Linked DNA regions of Homo sapiens: region 1 is linked to region 2. A link is a contact called in ENCODE Hi-C or POLR2A ChIA-PET data. All regions are on one chromosome and are shown on one strand. Each heading gives the region's core, a stretch centred on a gene start or an enhancer-like site at or near the end of the contact. The rest is flanking DNA. Distances are from core to core; before and after follow the strand shown.

Region 1 (4,544 bases), core at 1,672-4,171, 230 kb after region 2:
GGGATTACAGGCGTGAGCCACCGCGCCCAGCCAATTTTTGTATTTTTAGTAAAGACAGGGTTTCACCATGTTGGCCAGGCTGGTCTCGAACTCCTGGCCTCAGGTGATCTGACTGCCTTGGCTTCCCAAAGTGCTGGCATTACAGACATTAGCTACTGTGCCTGGCCTCAAGTCCTTTCTCATTTTAAAACTGCGTTATTTTATTTTATTTTTCTGAGATGGAATCTCACTCTGTCGCCCAGGTTGGAGTGCAGTGGTGCAATCTCGGCTCACTGCAACCTCCACCTCCTGAGTTCAAGCGACTCTCCTGCCTCGGCCTCCCTAGTAACTGGGATTACAGGCACCCACCATCACGCCTGGCTAATTTTTGTATTTTTAGTAGAGACAGGGTTTCGCCATGTTGGCCAGGCTGGTCTTGAACTCCTGAACTCAGGTGATCTGCCTGCCTCGGCCTCCCAAAATGCTAGGATTACAGGCGTGAGCCACCACACCCGGTGGGTTGTCTTTTTATTGTTGAGTTGTAAGCATTCTTTTTAATATTCTGGATACTAGTTTCTTATCAGGTACAATCTTTGTGAATATATTCTCCCATTCCATGGATTGTCTTCTCACTTTCTGGATACTATACAGTACAAGTTTTAAATTTTGATGAAGTTCACTTGATTTCTGTTTTTTATGTTATTGCTTATGCTTTTGGTGTCATACCTAAAAAACCATTGTCTAAATCAATTGCCTATGAGGTGTTACCCCTATGTTTTCTTCTAAAGTTTTATGATTTTAGCTCTTTGACCCATTTTGAGTTATTTTTGTGTATGCAGTGCGAGATAAGCATCCAGCCTCATTCTTTTGCACATAAATGTTCACTTGTCTTAGCATTACTTATTGAAAATACTATTTTTTCCCTATAGAATTATTTTATACTTATCACAAATCAACTAACTATAAGGGTTTATTTCTGGACTCAATTCTGTTGCTCTATCTTATGGTAGTACCACACTGTCTTGATTATTGTAACTTCGTAGTAAGTTTTGGAATCCAGAAATGTAGTCCTCTAACTTTGTTGTTGTTGTTGTTCTTCTTTTTTCTTTTGTAGAGATGAGGCCTTGCTATGTTGCCCAGGCTGGTCTCAAACTCCTGGCCTCAAACAATCCTCCCACCTCCACCTCCCAAAGTGCTGAGGGGTGAGCCACTGCAACTGGCCTGTTCTTTTTCAAAATTGTTAGGGCTGTATTGGGTTTACCTTTCCCTAAATTTTCATATAACTGTTAGGATTCACTTGCAAATTTATGTAAAAAGGGCCTCTGGAATTTTGATAGTGATTACACTGAATGAGAGGAGTTTGGCAGGACTGGTTTCCCAAGACCACAAGACCCTGTAAGACCCTGCTGATAAGACAGGATGTGGTAGAAAGGCCAACCCAAACCAGCCAAAACCATGATGGTGACAGAAGAGACCTCTGGTTACCTTTGCTGCCCATTCTATGGTAATTATAATACATTAGCACGCTAAAAGAAACTTCTACAGCACCATGATAGTTTACAACTGCCATAGCAACTTTCAGAAGTTACCCTGTATGGTCTAAAAGGTCCAGACCTCCCCACTTCTTTCCTGGAAAACTCATGAATAAGCCACCTCTTGTTTAGCGTATAGTCAAGAAGCAACCATAAATATAGCCAGTCAGCAGCCCATCAGGGCTACTCTTCCTATGGGGTAGCCATTCTTTTATTCCTTTACTTTCTTAATGAACTTGCTTTCACTTTATTCTGTCAGCATGCTCTTGAATTCTTTCCTGAACCCACTTGACCTCTTGGGCTGAGCCTTAACCTTGGGGTACTTTTGCCTATAACAAACATACAAAGATAAGTTTGGCTGGGCGCAGTGGCTCATGCCTGTAATCCCAGGACTTTGGGAGGCTGAGGATGGTGGATCGCTTGAGCCAAGGAATTTGAGGCCACCTTGGGCAACACGGCAAAACCCTGTCTCTACTAAAAATACAAAAATTAGCTGGGTATGGTAGCATGCGCCTGTAGTACCAGCTACTCGGAAGGCTGAGGTGGGAGGATCACTTGAGCCCGGGAGGTGGAGGTTTCAGTGAGCTGAGATTGTGCCACTGTACTCCAGCCTGGGGAACAGAGTGAGACCCTGTCTCAAAATAAAAATAAATTTGAGGTGTATTGCCATCTTAACGGAAGTTGTTACTGGTGGACGGTATCCAAGTTACTGGTGGTAAATCTGCAGCAACCTCAATTCTTTCCTCCTCAGAAGAAAGAATTTGACTGAGGGGCATAAGGCAGAAGGAGGGACCGAGGCAAGTTTCAGAGCAACAGTGAAAGTTTATTACGCTTTAGGCTGGGCACAGTGGCTCATGCCTGTAATCCCAGCATTTTGGGAGGCTGAGGCAGGTGGATTACTTGAGGTCAGTAGTTCGAGACCAGCCTGGCCATCATGATGATGAAACCTCGTCTCTACTAAAAATAGAAAAATCAGCTGGGCATGGTGGTCCATGCCTCTAATCCCAGCTACTCGGGAGGCTGAGGCAGGCGAATCAGTTGAACCTGGGAGGCGGAGGTTGCAGTGAGCCAAGAAAGTTTATTAAGCTTTAGAACAGTAAGGAAAGGAAAGAAAAGAAGGAAAGTATAACTTGGAAGAGGGCCAAGCAGGTGACCTGAGAAACCAGGTGCAGGGCTTGCCCTCTTGACTTGGGGTTTTATATGCTGGCATACTTCCGGGATCTTGTGTTACTTTTCCCCACTCCTGAGATCTTTTTGAGAAGCTGATGATCAGTCTCAGGTGTTTTCTATTGCGGGGGGGGGGGGCGGGCGGGGGAGCTGCCTGTCCCTGGCACCACCTGTGACCAATTATTACTTTACAGAAACATTTAACAACCGCCTGACCATCACCTGATGGTTGCCCAACACTCTTGGTGTGTGTCGGGGGAGCCCTCTCCTGCCTTGCTCAGACCTGAATGTACCCATTGTAACAAACCCCTTCTTTGTATACTTTGATATGGTGACATTTCTTGTCACTTGCCTCATTGTGAATTTTTATAGATGTGGCTAAGTCATATGCTTCCTTCTGAAAAATTATGTCAAATACTAGCAGTTTCTCACTGTTTTTTGCCCTAGAAACAACAAACTAACCTTGAAGTGAAAGGCCTTTCTGCGTTTATCTTACCTTTTTTGAGCAGCATTAAAACTGTTTTACTCAGACCAAGTGCCGTGGCTCATGCCTGTAATCCCAGCACTTTGGGAGGTTGACGTGGGAGGATTGCTTGAGCCCAGGAGCTCGAGATCAGGCTGGGCAATGAAGTGAGAGCCAGTTTCTACAAAAACATTTTTAAAAATTTGCTGGGCATGGTGGGACATGCCTTTAGTTCCGGCTACTCTGGAGGTTGAGGTGGGAGGATCACTTGAGCCCTGGAGGTTGAGGCTGCAGTGAACTATGATCTTGCCACTGCACTCCAGCCTGTGTGACAGAGCAAGACCCTGTCTCAAGAAAATCCATATAAACATATATAGTGGTTTCTTATATACAACATTTTAAATTTATTGATATATAAAATATGTATTTTAAATTTATATACTATACAATCTGTTATATAAAATTATTTTTATAATATATTTATATAATATATTTTAAATTTAAATATATTTATAAATATATATAAATATATATTGTACACATTACTCAATTTTTCTTTTTCTTTTTTTTTTTTTTTTTGAGACAGAGTTTCACTCTTGTTGCCCAGGCTGGAGTGCAATGGCATGATCTCGGCCCACTGCAACCTCCGCCTCCCAGGTTCAAGAGATTCTCCTACCTCAGCCTCCTGGATTACAGGCGCCCACCACCATGCCCGGCTAATTTTTTTGTATTTTCAGTAGAGACAGGGTTTCATCATTTGGCCAGGCTGGTCTCAAACTCCTAACCTCAGGTGATCCGCCTGCATCAGCCTCCCAAAGTGCTGGGATTACAGGCATGAGCCACCACACCCAGCCTACATTACTCAATTTAACCACGTCCACCTAGTTCCCTAGACAAACTATTGCTAATTTAACTTTTAGGAACTACTGCCATCTTGCGGAACTTTGAGGTTTTGCCACCCCAGAATTTCCTAGCTGCTCTGTTCTTCTATTATGTGGCATAGCAAACACAAAATGGGTCACTTTTTTTCTTTGGAGATGGGATCTTTCTATGTTGCCCAGGCTGGTCTCCAACTCCTAGGCTCAAGTGATCTTCCTACCTCAGCCTCCTCAATAGCTGGTACTATAGGAGACAGCACCACACTGCCCGGGCCTGGTTGCATTTTACTTGTCTAGCTATCGTCTCTTTCCTGTTGACTATCTGGAAATCTCTGATGGGGTCTTTAACAGAAAAAGTCTACTCCTTCAGACCTTAGTTTCATGCCATATACCACATATGACAGGTCTGGGAAGGTCTGGAATGTGTGGATAAAGGCGATGGCAGTGGCTGCTGCCATCATGCTGGCTGCAGCAGGGAGGCATGGCTCTGGGTGCACACTCCACGGAGCTGGTGGGTGCCCCCCA
Region 2 (5,248 bases), core at 1,281-3,780:
ATCATTCAAAAACAGCTGCTCCACAATCTGTAAGACTTCCAAACTCCAAACGCCTTATTTCATATAGTATTTCCCAAAGCCAAATCTTCTATAAATAATTGGCTAACTCAAGCACATGACAACAGGACTTAAAGACTATTTCTGGTTAACCCTGTCAATTTGCACAACTTCAGTTAGCACAGATATTTTTCCCTCTTACTGACTGCTAAACACGGGTATACTAAGGTACATGAGTTGAAATATTAATTGCATTTTGTTGAATGAATTTTCAGAAAAGAAGAAAATATATATAAAAATTCACAAACAAGGAAAAAAGTAACATGCTCTATCTTGAAGCAACTATGAAAATTCTTTTCAAAGAACTAATGTAATGTCTTACCCTTGCTACTTTGAGGAACGTTTATCGTAATCTCAGGATCATTCTTCAAACTGAATGAAACACTTTTTTGTGGTGTTTTTGCTAGTTCTGAAGCTGTAAACAAAGAAATATATAAAAACCTTTTAAAGGACAACAGTAGATAAAGAGGGAAATAACCTTATTACGCTTACAAAAATTCTTTAAAAACCTCTGTTACTTTTATCAGAAAAATAATCCTACCCATATTAGGAGTAATACTGCTTTCACCTTTATTAGCTGTCTTCCCAGAATCTTCAAATTTTCCTTCATATTACCCACAGATTTCTTTAAAAGAAAATACAAATAACTAACTTTGACCTTGCTGCTTTCTCTAATTACCATACTCTCCTCTCCATCAACCACTTATGTTCCTTTCATTTCTTACCATATATAGTTGAGGCACATCTTTGATGGGGGGTGAGAAAGAAGGGCCAGAAAGTGAGATCTAAAATCAAGTGAAAACTGTGCAGAGTTAAAATTATACTTTAAAATCTTTTAAATCTTCCATAAAGTGTGAACAGTTTATTTTGTGCCAAAAAGTCTATAATACATATAAATAATACATAAAATAGAGTGTTGAACAGATGGCCATTTCTTCAACCGAGAATAAATGGAATAGTGGTCTTTTGTTTAGGGGCCATTTTATTTTTACTTTAACAATTTTCTTTCTCTCGCTTTTTTTTTCTAAAGACCAAAGACCAAATCACTTATAATAGAGGCCATTTTAAATAAAAAAATATAAGTGTTATCTTTAATGATGCTCTCACACTCACACCATGAGAGGCATGTGGAAAATGAACCCAAATGAAGAAACAGATTTACCTTTTCCAAGTTAACTCTCACACTGGGACACTGTTCACTGAGAAAAAGGGCACATACCAAATTAACTGCTTTTTTGCTTTTTTTCTCTAAATGGAGAAGGTGTAGTTAAATTTGTACAAGTGAAAGCCATTTTACTGGCTCCTAAACCTTTCTAACCTGCCCCCATTTTTATCCTCCAGTCTTGAAACTGACCCAAAATACTCATAACAATCTCTACAAATGAATTGGCTGCTTCTTCTTCCTTAATCCCTTCGGTCTTCTATATGATTCACTAAGTTTTTTTTTTTTTTTTAATCTTCCCTTGATATTAATTCCTCCATTTGAGTCTTATGACATTATCCTGGTTCCCAAGCTACTGGTTGTGGTTATTTCATCTCTTCTTCACTGTCCTCAGCCTCCTCAACATTCTAGGCATACTTAAGGCTCAGTCCTTGCTCTTCTCTTTATGTCATTTTTGGATTAAAGGCTGATTCACAGGATAGGGAAAAAACTTCATATGAAAAGAAGCAACAAAAGCAACTTAGCTGAGATCATTTTGGTGTTATACTGAAACATAAAAATGCTCCACCTGATTTTAAATAACTATTAAACTACAAAGGAGCCAGGGAGAAAAGAATAAAAAGGAAGAATTGAAGAGGATTAAGAACAAGATAGTCTCTTTTTTTTTGAGATAGAGTCTTGCTCTGTCGCCCAGGCTGGAGTGCAGTGGTGCGATCTCAGCTCACTGCACCCTCTGCCTCCCAGGTTCAAGCAGTTATCCAGCCTCAGCCTCCTGAGTAGCTGGGATTACACATGTGTGCCATCATGCCCACCTAATTTTTTGTATTTTTAGTAGAGCGGGGGTTTCACCATGCTGGCCAGGCTAGTCTCAAACTCCTGACCTCGTGATCTGCCTGCCTTGGCCTCCCAAAGTGCTGGGATTACAGGTGTGAGCCACCGCGCCCGGCTAAGATAGTCATTTTTGTGAGCACACAGAGATAGGCAGACATTCCAACACCTCTTGGATGACTCAACATGTCTAATAAGCACCAGGCACAATGCCTAGTACAAGTACCTGTCGCCCAGGAGTACACTGGCGTGATCATGGCTCACTGCAGCCTTGACCTCCTGGGCCCAAGCAATCCTCCCACCTCAAACTCCCAAATAGCTGAGACCACAGGCGTGCGCCACTATGCCTAGCTAATTTTTAAATTTTTGTAGAGACTGGGTCTTCCTATGTTGCTCAGGCTGGTTTCAAACTCCTGGCCTCAAGTTCTCCTCCCGCCTCGGCCTCTCAAAGTGCTAAGATTACAAGCATGAGTCACCACGCCCAGCGGTGAATCACTATTTAACACATAACTTTGTGTTTAGTTATGACTATGAATGGCAAAAAGTTACAGTGTTTCTTTATGTCAGGGGTCAGCAAGCTATAAGTCTATGGGGCCAAACCCAGCCTTTCCACTTGTTTTAAGTACAGCTTTATGTAGCCACACCATCCATACGTATTGTCTGTGGCTGCTTTTCAGCTACAACAGCCAAGTTCAGTAGTCACAACAGAGACTGTCTAGCTCACAGAGCTGAAAATATTTACTGTCTGGCCCTTTACAGAAAAAGCTGGCTGACCTTTGCTCTGTATTAATCATCTACATGCACACTTTCAATGCATGTGTACAGTTTTTATTCTTTTCTTGCTCCTATGTCATATTTGTTTTTGATGATATTAAATGAAATGTAATGGCATGGCTGTTGACTCTATTAATAGAAAATTAGACCTGGACATGGTGGCTCAAGCCTATAATCCCAGCACTTTGGGAGACCGAGGTGGGTGGATCACTTGAGTCTAGGAGTTCGAGACCAGACTGGGCAACATGAAGAAACCCTGTCTCTACAAAAGAATAGAAAAATTAGCCAGGTGTGGTGGCGTGTGACTTTAGCCCGAGCTAAAGGGACACTGAGGAAAGGAAGCTGAGGCAGGAAAATTGCTTGAGCCTAGGACATGGAAGTTGCAGCAAGCCAAGATTACACCACACGTTCCAGCCGGGGCAATACAGTGAGACCCTTAAAAAAAATTATGATATTATTTGTGGGCTTGCAAAAAAAAATAGGGCATAAATTTTGTATCTTTATATTCATTATTCTATTAATTCATCTGTATTGTATTTTACACAATAAACTGGTCTCTGTCTAATGATAGCTTTAGATTAGTCTATTATCTGGTCCTATCTAACCAATCTATTTTCTAATTTTTTTAAAAAGATACTTATTTTCTTTTACCTCATTTATATTTATCTGCTCCTCTGTTGATGAACATTTAGCTTGATTCCATATCCTGGATATTGCAAAATAATACTGCAATGAACACGGGAGTGCAGATATCTCTTCGACATACTCATTTCATACCCTTTGGGTATATATCTAGTAGTGGGATTGCTGGATCTCAATCTATTTTTAATTTACCCATTTATTTCTCCAGCCTGACTGAACTCCTCACTTTCTTCTCTACCTGGTACTTCTACTTTTGCTCTTTTGTTTACATTTATTTTCTTACTCTAGATACATTCTCTGTATTTTACAAAGCCTTCCTATCTAACTTATAGTCTATTTCTAGCCCTATATCTTGGTTAGCCCAATTATATGAAAATCTATTTTTTTTTTTAATTTTTTTTTATAGAGACAAGGTCTCACTAGGTTGCACGGGCTGGTCTCAAACTCCTGGGCTTAAGTGATCCTCTTACCTTTTCCTCTCAAAGTGTTGGGATTATAGGTGTGAGCTACCATGCCTGGACAAAATCATCATTTATACTCAGAATAACATATGATTTTCTGGCAGATCATGTTATTTATTAAATATTAAGGCATTCTATTTTACTGATATATTTAGATGTAAACACAATTAGCAACAATACTTAATGAGTCAATGAAATTCATTAAAGAGCATCATAACTAAACAAAGATTATAGAAAGTCTGATCAGTCTGTTAAACTGCGTTCCTGAAATTTCATGGTCATAATAATAAAGACGAAATATCTATAAAACTATCTTCTCATGACTTTAAAATGTGTATTTCTTTCAGATATGATGACAGAAATGCGCAGAATGAGGATAATATTCCAGTTTTATGCAGTGCTTACAAATACAACACATTATCATCTTTAAGTTATGAGCATGCTAATTCTCCAAATGGAGAACTACTACTTGATTACTCCTGTGAGTTCTATTTCACTTTACAATAATAATTCTCCTCTTTCTCCAGTGGTATTTCTTTGTCCTGCACCATTGTCCTAGGGTTTCATTTTGGTCTTGCTGTCTACTTTATCTTTCTAATTATTACATCAGCATTTCTTCTCTGGTTTCTCAGTGCTCCTATACAGGATTCAGTCATTTTTATAGATTTAAAAACTTAATTTCTTGTTTTTTCAGATGGAGTCTCTTTCTGTCACCCAGGCTGGAGTGCAGTGGTGCAATCTTGGCTCACTGCAACCTCCACGTTCTGGGTTCAAGTGATTCTCCTGCCTCAGCCTCCCAGGTAGCCAGAATTACAGGTGTGTGCCACCACACCCAGCTAATTTTTGTATTTTTAGTAGAGCTGGGTTTCACCATGTTGGCCAGGCTGGTCTTGAACTCCTGACCTCAAGTGATCCACCTACCTCGGCCTCCCAAAGTGCTGGGATTACAGGAGCGAGCCACCGCGACCAACCAAAAAAACTTAATTTCTTGATGTAGATAATAAATACTAAGAAACACATCAATTAATGTAAATTATTGTATGTACCATGTTATGTTCAAAATCAGTAATGTATTTAATGTTACACATTTTAGAAAAACTAAACTGATTTTGGCAACTGATTAACTTATATTCAGAAATACAGGTTTTATAATTACTTCTCATATATTCCTCATCAGTGTCAACATTTAACATATTTTATTTTTACTTGACCTTGAATGTTTACATGTGTCATTGGCTACAGTGATTGAATAAAAACAAACCACTGAAGAAATATCCATAGGTGTTTTATAATTATACGTTATAAGCCCTCTTTTTCAACTATT

The links. Hi-C counts contacts between places; a loop is a spot of excess contacts on that map. ChIA-PET counts read pairs that join two places held with the same protein, here RNA polymerase II (POLR2A). Pooled maps may share reads with other maps.
Region 1: a map of Calu3 shows a loop between it and region 2 (12-fold over the local background). The contact joins two enhancer-like sites. A Hi-C loop is called at or near these places in 2 of 168 maps with a recorded cell type or tissue (Calu3 and esophagus muscularis mucosa), 1 of 37 single-sample maps with no recorded cell type and 10 of 50 pooled maps. POLR2A ChIA-PET finds 5 or more read pairs at or near these places in 6 of 52 experiments (AG04449, AG04450, CD8-positive, alpha-beta T cell and 3 more).

What each region holds. Positions count from the first base shown.
Region 1 is chr2:201,173,475-201,178,018 of GRCh38, forward strand. It overlaps CFLAR (CASP8 and FADD like apoptosis regulator), which reads left to right. Exons shown (of 10, transcript NM_003879.7): 10 at 1-3,213. Among named protein-coding and RNA genes, the nearest start is that of CASP10, 7.4 kb to the right of the region's middle. Within about 2 kb of position 2,922, at least 4 of the 41 ENCODE cell types and tissues checked have a DNase peak (open chromatin) inside an H3K27ac peak, as active enhancers do.
Region 2 is chr2:200,942,306-200,947,553 of GRCh38, forward strand. It overlaps ORC2 (origin recognition complex subunit 2), which reads right to left. Exons shown (of 18, transcript NM_006190.5): 6 at 380-472. Among named protein-coding and RNA genes, the nearest start is that of ORC2, 19 kb to the right of the region's middle. Within about 2 kb of position 2,531, at least 7 of the 41 ENCODE cell types and tissues checked have a DNase peak (open chromatin) inside an H3K27ac peak, as active enhancers do.